Regions from separate parts of the Homo sapiens genome. Here region 2 is linked to region 1. A link is a contact called in ENCODE Hi-C or POLR2A ChIA-PET data. All regions are on one chromosome and are shown on one strand. Each heading gives the region's core, a stretch centred on a gene start or an enhancer-like site at or near the end of the contact. The rest is flanking DNA. Distances are from core to core; before and after follow the strand shown.

Region 1 (6,588 bases), core at 3,974-6,473:
CCCATGCAATGCAACTGTTTAGTCCTAGGACATGTACCTCTCAGCCGCATCCTCAGGTACAGGGCCCTGAGGCTGCCTCCGCTGGCCATGGGGACAGGAGAGAGCAAACTGGGTCACACTCCCTAAGTCAGCCTTCACCCTCTTCCTCCTTCTGGTCCCCGCACCCCAGCATGAACAGCAACCAGTCTCCCCAGGCCAGCAACACTCTCTGAAAAGGGGGTTTCAGAGCCAAACACATCTGGGTTCTCATCGTGGCTCCACACTTCGCTGTGTGAGCCTGCGTAGGTCATTAGCCTCTCTGCACCTGTTTACCTGTGTGGAGAAGGGAATACCACCTGCCACTTGGGATGGCCGCAAGGATGGAAGGACGTGCTGCAGGTGAAACACCAGCTTCCCGCGGGCCCTGAGTAAAGGCTGGCTCTCGGCTCCCTTCCTGTTCAGAGGCTACTCTGCTCCCCCTATTGCATCTGAGCCACCAGCCAGGATGGGGTCAGAAAGAAGGCCAAGGGCACCAAGAGAAGGCGGAGGATTCGTCCAGGCCTCGCCCCAGGTAAGCGTCAGCAGCCAGCTCCAGGGAGCTCAGCCTGGGGATTTACCTTGTCCCTCTCTGCCATCCTCTTGGTGCTGCTGGGAACTGCTCCAGCTTGAAAAGGACTTGTTGTGGTCTCGGAGACCAGAGCTAGCTCCAGGCAAAGGAATGGCCCTGCCCTGAGGTGATCTATGACAGGAGGAGGAAGGGGCAGGGCCCGGAGCAGGAGCCGGGCAGGAGCCCTGACTTGGGCACTCCAGCCTGCGTCTGAGCCAGCTCTGCCTCCAGCATGTTCCAGGGTCTCAGCACAGCCTTGCTGCAGGAACAGCAAAGGGCAGGGGTTGGTGGGGAAGGGCCCTCATGGGCCCACCTGCTCCAGCCTCTTACTGGAATCAGGTTTGGATTTATTGCCCTTCATCCCAGAGTTAGGCATAGGGTTGTGGAGATGGCTGACTGTTCCCTGGGAGATGCTGACATAGACCCATCATTTAGCCAACAAATACTCCCCGAGCGTCCTCTATGCACTGAGCACTGTTCTAGGCACTGTAGATGCAGCAGCAAATAAAGGAAAGCTACTAGCAGGACGCAGCAGAGGGAGATGAACAGGCGAGCTGACCACAGCTGCATGAGGCCGAAGGAAAGGACCGAAACAGGGCAGGCAGGGGCAGAGAGAGCCCCGGAGGGCACTGCTCTCCCAGATCAGGGCTCAGGGGCATCTCTGAGACCTGAGTGGAGGGAGGAGATGAGCCACGCAAACATCTGGGCTAATGGGACAAAGTGAGAGCCTGGGCGGTGGATATGTGCCCTGTGCGAGGGAACAGCAGGGAGCAAGTGTGTGGAGCGGGGATGAGAGGGAGTGGGGAGGAGGGAGGCTGGAGAGGGTCTGGGAGCCTGGGAGGTAGTTTAGCTGCCCTTCAAAATGTGAAAGTGAAAAGAGTTTCAGAGGCAACCGCCTGCAGCGTGTTTTTAAGTGACTGCTCTGGGTGCTTGGAGAATGGACTACGGAGTGGGAGGAAGTGGGAGATCCAGGAGCTGGGTCTGGGTGCGAAGGTGGTGGGAAGTGGCCAGCTCTGGGCTATATTCCGCAGCCTAGAGAGCAGAGTGAGTCTCTTTTCTGGCTCCTCCCAGTCCCCTACAGGGACCCCATGCTGACAGCGGAGCACAGACTAGGTGCCCAGCTGAGGTTTGCTAAGTGACCAAAGAGGATGCCTGTTGCAACCAGGTATGAGAATCTGGCCATGGGCACTTTGGAGCTGGGAGCTGACCAACCCGGCCACCCCACGTAAGCAGCATGCCAACTACAGCCTGTCCCCCACATTGATCTGTCTACACTTCACACTGCCACCTCACACCTTATGTCCCTGGAACCCCTCAGTTCTGATTCTCTCCTTTCCATGAGGACAGAGCCTGTTTGATGCACGCTGTGCCCCCGGCCTCTGGTAAGTCCCTGGCACCGAGGAGACACTTGCTACATCCTGGAAGGAACAAATGAAGTCGCATGACCCAGAGTAATCTTTGGAGTCCCGCAGACCCCTCAGCTCCTGACTCCTTAGCAGGCGAGTTACCTCCTCTGGGTTACCGCCTCCCCATTGGTAAGGCGGAAATTCCACCACCTAACATACAGGGTTGACGCAGGAGTAAAATGCAGAGAACCGAGCGCAGCCCCCGGTGTCCCAACAAACACCCCTGGGGAGGGGAGGTGCAGGCAGGGGGCCTCTCTTTTCACCTCTAAGGGCAACAAACTTGGACAGCTGGGAACCAGGGCGGCTGCTGACTGAGGAACACCAGAGGCTTCAGCCGTTCTACAAGGAAGGTGTTGACACTGCCTCCCCAACTTTATTGCTGAACTCGAACTTTATGGGTTTCAAATTGCAGCTATCATTAGGCATAGCCAGTCCAGAATCAACTTAATTCCCCAACTGGGGCTGCCTGTTGAGAAAGACAGGGACCCAAGAACCAATGGGCCCAGATAATGGTGCAGGACAGGAGAGGGCTAAGTGGCTTTTTCCTCGGTGCCCTTCGATGCTCCTTTCGTGAGACCTGGGCCTGGGGAGGTGTAGCTCTCTCCCCAGACCAGCCTCCACTCCTGCTGGAGCCCAGACCAGCCTCCACTCCTGGAGCCCAGACCAGCCTCCACTCCTGCTGGAGCCCAGACCAGCCTCCACTCCTGCTGGAGACCAGTCCAGCCTCCACTCCTGCTGGAGACCAGTCCAGCCTCCACTCCTGCTGGAGCAGGCCAAAAGCACCCCCTGGAACCTGTCCCAGACCTCATGGCTGCCGTGTCAGCAGCTTGTCTGGGGCTATGGCAGAGCCACTGGAAGCACCCCTGTGCAGACACTAGGAAAAGCTCTACTAGTGAAAACAAGATGTGTTTGGGCTGGGGCCCACATCCTCTGAGGCCTTTGCAAGAAATAAAAAAATGCAGGGCAGACAAAAATAAGCAAACACTTTGTAATGAGCTTTGGTGACTCCACCTTTGCAGGCCAGAGCAGCAGGCCTCGGGTGGGCTTCTGAAGGCACCAGGTCCACTCTCGCTGCCCTGAGGTGTGATGACGGACGTGCTGAGCCTCCCTGAGCCACATGAAGCAGCGAGGCCGGCCTCTGCACAGGCGGCCCCATGCCACCAGCTCACCTGGCTGCTCCTCACGCTCCCTCCTTGCTTTGCTGTCTGGATGAGGCTGCTCCACTTTATTTCTCACAAGGAGGTGATGTAATAGCGAACAGACTCCTGAACACCTGAATCAGTCTCTCGGAGACCAGCAGAAAGTGGGCAACCACAGACACACAGCAGGAGCAAGCCTGAGGCATTCCCAGTATAAGGCAGAAGGGTGCCAAGACCAAGGGTCTCCATCGTCCTCACTGAACTCAGCTGGACTTCACCTGGGGCATGGGTGCCTTCCTTCAGACTAAAACAAGTTCACTAACAGTAAGAAAAGCTACTAGTTACTACACAGCAGGCAGATTAGCTCGTGGAAACCTCAGCACCCTCCCGCCACATAGATATTCCCATTTGACAGGTGAGGAGACTGTGGACACAGCAGGCAGTGGAGCTGGGATCTGAACAACAGAGTGAGTGCCTGGCCGCGCTTCAACCAGGCTGCTCCCCACCCTGGAGCCACGCCAGTCCCTCAGAAGCCCGGTGTCCCCAACACAAACACCAAAGTATGCTCGTGCAAGCCAGCACATGCATGCTCTGGCCTGCCAGGGCTTCCAGCTGGGCCCTTGCCACAAACGCCTTTGTCTCTCCAGCTTAGTCCAGGCACGACACTCATGGCTGCTTGTGGCTGTTCGGTCCGAGGCTCTGGGGAGGGATGTGAAATCCTGGCTGTGGAAGTCTACAGGAGCCCAGAGGCCACCCTCAGTCCCAGATGATCTGGCTTGAGGAGTGAGCCACAGAAACTGGACATCCAGACAGGAGAGGCCGACGTCAGTTGGCCGAGTGGCCCGCAAAGAACGAAAGGAGATGGGCATGAGCGAGCCCTCCCTCCCACGAGGTGAGCCTTCTCCCGAAGTCTGGGGAGAGGCCCTCGGGAGTCCTGCTGCCCACGTGTGTAGGGGAGCAGGTCTGAGGCCTCCAGGAGCGGCAGCCACAGTGGTCAGGACACAGCTTCGGAGGCACAAACCTGACAACTCCACAGCCCCTGGCTGGGAGCCCTTGGGCAAGCGGCTCTGGCTCATGGGCAAAGAGATTAGAAATAAGATACACTGGGTGCTTGGCAATGTCAATAGCAGCCACTCTCTTTATCCTGATCCTAAGTCTGCCCCAGGCCCTCTCTTAACATGACAACCCTGGAGAGAAGTCACCAAGGGATTCCCGATTCACAGCAGCATGAGAATGTCAAATGCTCCCCAGGCCTCTGTGGTCCAACAAGACTGTGCCCTACTCCGCGAGCCTTCCTTCAGCCGAGGGCTAGGAAAGCTCTGGGCTCCACGTGTCTTTGGGTTCCAGCTCTTAAGGCCAAAAAATTAAGAGCAAGGCATGGGCTTTGTTTTGGGAAAAATCAGAGCCATCCAATGTGGTGCCCCAACTTGCTGGCCAAGAATAGACAGGTTGCACTTAGCGCTGACAACAGGCCTGGAGACAGCGGGTCTGACATGAGTCTTCCCGGGCTGACGCCGGAAATGGCTGTGCATTCAAGGGAAACCATTTGGCCTGCGCCACTGAGGACGAGTTGAAGCAGCAGGCAACACCTTCCTTTTCAATGTGTGTTAAGTCACTTGTTTATTTCTCAAGATGTGCACACTCAAGTATGAAGCTGGCCGGGACAACTCATGGCTCCTAGGTATGTACAGGCCCTTTGATGGCTTGGGTTACAGACAACCTCATAGCTGGTGCACCACACACACGAGATAAAACAGGAAGCCTAAAAACCCCAAGCCACACCAAGAAAAATGAGAGAGGGGAGGGCGGGGTAACAATGCAGCATCCCGCGGAGGGAACTTAATGCACAAGGAGGGAGAACAGAGGGTGGAAGGCAAGCCAGCTTCGTCTTCGCCGCCGCAGCTGCTGTGTGGTGGTCAGGGGACTGAGTTCAACAGGTCCTTCAGGAAGCTCTCTGGATCGGTGATTTCTGATAAAAGACCTGCAAAGCACAACGGGCAGAGGTGTGTCAGGAGCAGGCATACAGCCCCCATTCCCCCTGAGTCACAGCTGCCGCATCTAGCAGAGAACACACTGCGGTCCGACAAGCTCTGGCCCGGCTGCTCACTGGACAGCAGCATGACCGGGGAGGTAGTCATTGAGCAAAACCCTGTTCCGCAGGAGGAGTCCTGTTCCAGAAGCAGGCACTGCTGGAAGGTGTTTTTGTTCTCACATTTGAATAGGGTGTGTCTGATGTTCTGAAATTTTCTAACAGCTTAAACAAAGTAATAAAGTGGTGCTGTCAAAACCTGACCTAGGAGTGGAAGGCACGGAGGCTCGCTGCCTGGCAAAGGCTCTGGCTCTCCCTGGCTGCAGGCCAGGGGTGCTTGCCAGCAGCTCAGGGCTGATGTGGAGCTCGAGCCCAAGGGACCCTCCTTCCTCTGCCCACCTCCTCCTCCTCTCACTAGCTCCAACTTCCACAGTCACAGTGACACAGGCTCATGCAACAGGCACAGGGCCCAGCACTGAGGACTTTACCAGCCCACCTGGTCCCAGGGCTGACTTTCTGGGAAGAACGCGAGGCATGTGCTAAGGTATGATGCTGGTGAAACATCTAGGCTGAAACAGAGCCAGTGGGAGCCGTAAAGAGGTGGTGGAGTTAACAAACACACAGAGGTGAGCAGTGTTAGCACAGGCCCGCCCAGACGCGGAGGCAGGCACCAGGTCGACGAAGACCATCCCAGCACAGAGCTTCCGCTGAGGACACTGCAAGGGGCAGCCAATGCGGAGGCACAGAGCTGTTTGGGAAAATCGGTCAGCTGGCTCTGAGCTGGGAAGAAAGAGGAATTCACACTGAGCAACACTCTAGCCCTTTAGTGGGTCTCATTCCCAGAGGATAACAAGATAGAGAAAATGTTAGCAGAGGCGTTCTCCTAACAGTGGGATCTGGGGGGAGTTTGTTTTCCTGCTTCTTTATACTTTACAAAATTCCCACAACGAATGCCATAAAAAAATGAAACAAGATCATAAAAAAGAGCTGGCAGGTTTGGTTACCTGTGCGTTGGCTCTGGGGAGCTGACCTTTGTAGGGCGGGTGCTCTGATGGGGGCTGTAATGCCGCGGCGCCCACAACCTCACAGGGCACTGTCTTTTAACCCTAGGTGGATTTCCCAGGCACGGGCCAAGTCACCTCCCCCTGCTGTCACTTGGTGCTTGGTTATGAAATACAAACCAATTCTAATGTGTTTGTTTGCAATTAGAATGACAAATTTGTTACACAAAGAATTTCAATTTTACTAGCAGTAGGATAAGGAATTGTCTGACCACGTCTCCCACACCCACAGTTCAGAGCGGCCCTGCTGGGTCGCCCATGCCTCCCTGGGGTCAACTGTGACCTAAGACGCAGGAGGAAGACAGGGGCATTCCAATTTGCATGTTAATTCTCTGAACTGCCATTAAAAAACAGACTCAAACAGGGA
Region 2 (6,501 bases), core at 1,377-3,876, 41 kb before region 1:
AAATCAGAAAGCAAAGATCACCTGTAAAGCCCTCATCCAGAAAGAACCCCTGACACCATGTTGGTGGGTTTCTCTCTGGACTCTCTCTGGGAGTTTTGGTGATGAATATTTTACTGAAATAGGGTCAAACTCTAGATTCTGTTTAGCAACTGTCTTCTTTAAATTCAACAATATTATGTGGACCTAGCGCCACACTCCTGAATATGTACCTAGGACATCGTTCTTATGGATGGGTAGAGCCGCATTGCATGAGCCTAACCATTTCTTAGGCATATCTTGAGAGTAGAAGAGTTATGGCTTCTAAGTCCTTGCTCAGCTTATTCAAAGAGATCAAAACGATGAATGAATGACGGAGTTTAGTGACCTGGATACACAGCAGCCCTCCTACGGCAGACACACAGAAATGCCTCTTTGGTTTTTTTTGAGACAGTCTCATTCTGTCACCCAGGTTGGAATGCAGTAGCACGAGCTCGGCTCACTGTAACCTCCGCCTCTCAGGTTCAAGAGATTTTCATGTCTCAGCCTCCCAATTAACTGAGACCAGAGGCGTGCGCCACCATACCCGGCTAATTTTTGTATTTTTAGTAGCGATGGGGTTTCACCATGTTGGCCAGGCTGGTCTCGAACTCCTGGCCTCAAGCGATCTGCCCACCTCAGCCTCCCAAAGTTCTGGGATTACAGGCATGAGCCACCGCACCCAGCATGAAATGCCTCTCTCTGATGACTTTATTATGCATTTATTTTCACCCACCGCTTTCCAGCAAGGGCAGGAAGTCTCAGGTGGCGCTGACGGAGCAGAGAAGAGACACACAGACCCATGTGAGCCTTCACCCCCGGGCTGGGCTGGAGAGCGATGCTGTTGGACTGAACAGGAGCCCAGTTGATCGGGGCCTGGTGGAGGCGACAAAGCTGCCAGGCCCCAGCCTCGGAGCTCTTTGATGGGCCTTTCAGGCCAGGTGACACTGACTCACCCAGTCACACAGAGGTTTCTCCAGCATGAGTGTGGCCACAATTTAGAGACTCTGGGAGTCGGGGTCCTTCACTTTGCAGGTGGGGGTTGGATGCCCCGGCAGACAAGACCTCAGAGGACGGGAGATGGGAGTCTTTTCAACACATCCTAAGGCACCAGGGTGGCGGAGGCTTCGTGCATAGTGATAATACACAATGGAATGTGTCAGCCATGTGCAGGCCAATGCAACTTCATTTAAGTCTCCCCCTGCCCAATGAGAACAGCCCCTCCTTACAGGTGAGGAACTTAAAGCACAGAGCAGTCAAGTAATTTGCCCAAGGTCACATTGTGGGAAGCGGGAAACCCCAGAGCTGACCCCTCCACCCGGCTCGGACTCTAGTGCTCTCGAACAGTGCGACAGGGCCTGTATTCTCCTGTGCAAACCAAAAGCACCCATGTTGGGGATGCTGCCGTGCAGTGGGAAAGCCACGTGAGCCCCCCACCCTCTAGAAGCAGGAGAGCGTGGGGAGTCCCCCGGCCTCTGTGAGCTGCATCTCATCTGTGCAATGGGGGGCATTGCGCTTCCCTCCTCATCCTCCAGGAGGGGTGCTGGGAGACACAACCCAGAGCATGGACATGCACGCACTTTGGGTCATGTGATGTGAGGGGTGACAGCTGGGCAAGCTGGCCGATGGGGGACATCTCAGAGAAGTGGCACTGAGGTCAGAAGCAAGATAAAAGCACTGTCAGCTGAGAAAGGCACCTGCCCTCCTCTCCAGCCAGGGACCTCTCCACCAGGCCCCAATCAACTGGGCTGCTGTTGAGTCCAATGGCATCGCTCTCCAGCCCAGCCTGCGAGTGAAAGCACATGCGGGTCTGTCTCCCTTCTCTGCTCCATCAGCACCACCTGAGCTCCAGGTCCTGAACCCTCCCCTCTGCCCTTGCCCTGCCCTGGTCCAGAACCTCTCCCGTCTCCCCTGAACTATTTCAACAGCTTCCCGCTGGGCTTCCTGCCACCTGTCACCACCCTCCGTCCACCCTCCCCACCCAGCCGCCAGCATCACTGACCTAAAAACTGAACCTGGTCATTTCACTCTCTGGCTCCAAATCCTTCTGTGGCCCCAGTGTCGTGGTCTGAGCTACATGGCATGGCAAAGAGCCCTCTACTGCCCAGCCATGCCTCCCCGCTCACTCATCTCTCCCTGCTCTTGCTCCCAACACGTACCTCTGAGCCTTAGCACATGCCATTCCCTCTGATCAATCCGCCCCCTCTCCTTTCCCGGTGACTTCCAGTACATCCTTGAAGATTCTTCCAAGTATCGCCTTCCCAGAAGGCCTCCCCCCGACTCCTGGGTAGTCAGGTCCCTCCTCAGTGCACCACATGCTTTGCACAAATAGTCCAGGGCTTGGAACTCTCTGCGCGTACACTTCCCCTTGCCCATCAGGGTCTGGGAAGACCCTCATCCCCGTATCCCCAGGACCCACACCAGGATCTGGCCCAGCATCAGCTCCAGCCTGCAGGGGCTGAGTTAGGGACCAGATAAAAGCCAGCACCAGAGGGGCCTGGTGCCCAGCCCCGCTCACCCACCCCTTGTGCAGGGTCCCAGCCCATGTGCCAGCCTGGGTGGAGCCGGGGTGCCAGTGAGAACCCAGTAAGACAAGCAAGAAGATGCTTGTCTGAGGACCGAGCCAAGGATGACTTCACCGCCAAGTCAGCCTCCCAAACATGCAGGGCGGGGGGTGGGGGCCGCCCTCCTAGGAGGGGCGGTACCTGGGACAGTTTTAACAGGCAAGGAGCGTGCTTGGGGGCCAAAAAGCGAGGCGGGTGAGTCAGGGCAGGGGAGATGCCTTGCCCTTAAAAGGAGAACAGCCTCCTTCTCACCTGTCCCTCCTGAGCACATCACACTCATAAAGAGAAAAAAGGAAAAGAAAAGCAATCAGAGGGAACGGGCCCAAATCCCACAGCTGGCACTTTTTCTCGGAGGTGATTAGTGCTCATTCGGAAAGAATGGATGACACCATCCCTGGCGTGAGCCAAAACACAAGGGCCTCAGGTGTCCCCCAGGGGGAGGACCCAGGACCCAGCCCACTCCTCCCGTCCCTATCCCCACCAGTCATGCCCCAAACACGTCTGCCCCGGAGGGGCCTGTGTGAGGTTCCACACCTCCCAGGAGGATCTGGATCCAGGCGCTGCCTCTTCCCGAGCCCACAGAGCTCCAGGTTCTGCGGGGACTTCCGGAGGTCACAGCAGAACCACGAGGTGGGTCCTAGGGACAAGATGCCACAGGCAAAGAGACAGAGGCCCGAGGAAGAGAGGGGTGCTCAGCCTACACCATTAGTGAGTGACAGCGCCAGGAGACAAGGGACTCACAATGCAGCCCCCTTGGTGTCATCCTCCTGGAGAAAGGGACGCCATCAGTTGTCACTCCCGGCAGTGACTGCCCCCACCGGAGCCCCATCGCAGGACCCAAGTGAGGGTGTCGAGAGCAGAGTTGCCAGCCCTCAGGTGACAGCTGGGTTATGACCTGGGTCGCCAGGGTTGGTACCCTCCCAAAGTCACACTGGGGACCCCCAGTCCACGGAGGCAGGGCAGAGACCTGTGAGCCATCAGGTCCAGAGGGTCCACCCTGCCTCCTGCCAGGGAGTTCCGTGGGGACAGGAGGTTCCTGCAGGGCAGGGTCACTTGCCCCAGGAGGGAGCCGGGCACAGAACTAGTGTCTGTCCATGTCCACCAAGCTGAACTGAACTGAAGGAGGCTGCTCAGTGGGGCCACAGTTAGAGGCTGAATCGTGTTCCCTGCCCTCCCCCCAAAACAAAAAAAAATTGATGTTCTAACCCCAGAACCTCAGAATGTGGGCTTATCTGGAAACAGTCTTCATAGAGGGCACCAGGTTAAAATGAGGTTATGGTAGTGGCCCCTAATCCAGTATGACCAGTGTCATTTTAAAAGGGGAATCTTGGGCACAGAGACAGACATGCTCAGAGCAAAGAGGACGTGATGAAGGCAAAGATGGGGTTATGCTTCGACAACCCTGGGAACGTCAAAGAGTGGGGACAGGGGCCTGTGCTGGGGCCTCCCTCTGAGCCCTCCGCAGGAGCCAAGCCTGCTCTTGGTCTCAGATCTCTGGCCTCCAGAAGAGTGAAACAATTTCCTGTTCATTTCAGCCACCCAGTATATGGTACTGTGTTACGGCAGCCCTAGCAGACTCCCAGCTGGCTTCCTGGATGTGTGACACCTGCAGTTACACAGGGCTCAGAAGGACCCACCCTTGGTTTAATGCTCTGCATTCCCTGTCCTGAATTTCTTAACTTTTGAATGAGGGATGCACGTTTTCATGTTGCATAGAGCCCCACTAAGGGTGTAGCTGGTCCTGTTTTCAGACCTCCCTGGCAAGCCCCTGTCAGGGGCCCAGATACCTCCCCAGAGCCAGGGCGCAGCTCAGCACTAGGTTTTGAATTCGGTGAGACCCAGCCCCAGCAAGGTCAGAATCCCAGGGGATGGCTCCAACTTGGCCTCCTGCCACCTCAGTTCCCCAAAGACCTGCTCAAGGATGGGAGGTCCCCATCATGGCCCTTAAATCAGGAGGAGTCCCTAGACATGGCCACACACCCCATGCCCTCCCTAAAGCCCCTCAATCTTTTCTTGACTTTGTGCTAACTCAGGTCACAGCAGCCAGCATGTCTAGACTCCTGCCTGGCGCTCGGCATCACAGCCTCGCGATTCTGCACAGGACACTCAGCCTTCTGGGAACTAGCTGTAGGGGATAAGAAGCAGCTCCTATTTATTTATTCTTTAAAAACCAAACAGACCCTCCCAGCAGGCAGGTCACCTCATTGGGCGGGAGTTGTGTTGGCAGCTCTGGAGAGAGCCAAAGCACTGTGTCCCTGACACCCAGGGTGACAGGAGCTGGGTCCACTCCCTTCACCCGGTGGTCAGAGAGAGCCTGAGCAGGGAGGAGGAGGGGCTGGCAAGGGGAAGAAGGGCCTGATTCTCTGGGCGGCCGGCTCCTGCCAAAAGCAATATCGCGTATCATCATATTAACTCCCTACAACAAAGCCAGGGAGAGAGAGAGAGATAAAATAAAGCCAGGATAATTGAGGCCCACAGATCATTCCAAATCCGACTTTAGCGCTGAGTTTCACGGTGCAGCAACCTTTTACTCATTCATGTCGGCTAGCGAGAGCTCCTCTTCTCATCTTGCCCCCACCCAGTGAGCTAGTACAGTGGCCAAGGGAGGACGCAAGGGGCCGAATGGAGGGAGGAGAGGGAGAGGATGATCCTGGTGGTGATGGTAACTCACAAAAAAAACCAGCCCACCTGCCCTGAGTAGGGTGGAGTTGGCTGTACCTCTCTCAGCCAATTACAGTGTCCCCTGGCCCAGCCTATCTGTTCCCTCCCTTCACCCAGCCAACTCCTCCTGGCACCCTTGAAGACTCCACCATGCCTTGCCTCCTCTGGGATGCCCGTCCTGATATCAACATCACCCACCCCAGCCTGTCTCTTGCTCCGTTCCTTTACGATGTGTTCATGAAGCCTGTAATCCCAGCACTTTGGGAGGCCAAGGTGGGAGGATCGCTTGAGCCTGGGAGCTTAAGACCAGCCTGGGCAACATAGCGAGACTCAAGTCTCTACTAAAAAAAAAAAAAAAAATTTTATATTAGCCAGTCACGGTGGTGCTCACCTATAGTCCCAGCTACTTAGGAGGCTGAGGCAGGAAGATTGCCTGACCCTAGGAGGTCGAGGCTGCAGTGAGCCGCCATTATCACATCACTGTACTCCGGCCTGGGTGACAGACTGAGACCCTGTCTTTAAAAAAAGAAAAAAAGTGTTAAACATTTTACCTGGATGATCAGCCCCGCCGTCTTGTTGGAGCCTTTGATTGAACGACTTGCCTCTCTGCCTTATATGGAACCTAGTGCTGAGGAGGAGGACGTATGTGCTGGACACTTTTGGGAGGGGAAGTCTCTAAGGAGGCAAGAGAGGAGACTCAAAAACCACTCAGGATGGCCTGGCAAGAGATGGCGTGCTTACACTAGGGGGTCACTGCAGGTCTGGTGAGCGTGGTCAGATGTTAGGTATATGGATGAACAAAGAAATGGATGGATTGCCAAAATAGAGAAAGATCTTGGGGCCCAGTGGAGACACAAGCTTAAACCCATTTTGGTGGTGGTGCTGGTGAGAGAATGGCAAGGGCAGAGGGCAGGCAGGTAACTTTTGCTTCTTCCAACCCAGGATCTCAGCAACCTGGAATGGATGTGGCTCCCTCGGAAGCAAAGTCAGATAGTGGCATTTATTGGGTAACCTCTGTGGCTCTTTTGAGCCTATTCTTGGCATGGACCCCATGCCAGGAGGGGAAGGAACAGATACTCCCCAAGTTACCTCCAGCCCTCCATTCAAAGAGCTCAGTCCGACCAGGAAACAAGGCAGCCATGGGCAGCTTGCTGGCAGTGCCTGAATTAGTTCCCGTGAATCTCAAGCAATCAAACAAAACCAAGGGCACAGGCAGAGGCCTGTGGGGACCGCCAGGGGGGACTTTGCACGGGAGCATCAA

Evidence for each region. A loop is a pair of places that touch in the nucleus more often than their neighbours do. ChIA-PET counts read pairs that join two places held with the same protein, here RNA polymerase II (POLR2A). Pooled maps may share reads with other maps.
Region 2: a map of mammary epithelial cell shows a loop between it and region 1 (5-fold over the local background). The contact joins two enhancer-like sites. A Hi-C loop is called at or near these places in 5 of 168 maps with a recorded cell type or tissue (HepG2, PC-9, dorsolateral prefrontal cortex and 2 more) and 3 of 50 pooled maps. POLR2A ChIA-PET finds 5 or more read pairs at or near these places in 8 of 52 experiments (AG04449, CD4-positive, alpha-beta T cell, CD4-positive, alpha-beta memory T cell and 5 more).

The regions. Positions count from the first base shown.
Region 1 is chr1:19,069,785-19,076,372 of GRCh38, forward strand. UBR4 (ubiquitin protein ligase E3 component n-recognin 4) reads right to left here. Exons shown (of 106, transcript NM_020765.3): 106 at 4,726-5,112. The coding sequence ends at 5,048. Among named protein-coding and RNA genes, the nearest start is that of IFFO2, 120 kb to the left of the region's middle. RefSeq lists an enhancer at 157-1,082. Within about 2 kb of position 5,224, at least 17 of the 41 ENCODE cell types and tissues checked have a DNase peak (open chromatin) inside an H3K27ac peak, as active enhancers do.
Region 2 is chr1:19,031,430-19,037,930 of GRCh38, forward strand. All of the region lies in intron 1 of LOC105376815 (a long non-coding RNA gene), which reads right to left. Among named protein-coding and RNA genes, the nearest start is that of IFFO2, 78 kb to the left of the region's middle. RefSeq lists an enhancer at 4,384-4,955. Within about 2 kb of position 2,627, at least 2 of the 41 ENCODE cell types and tissues checked have a DNase peak (open chromatin) inside an H3K27ac peak, as active enhancers do.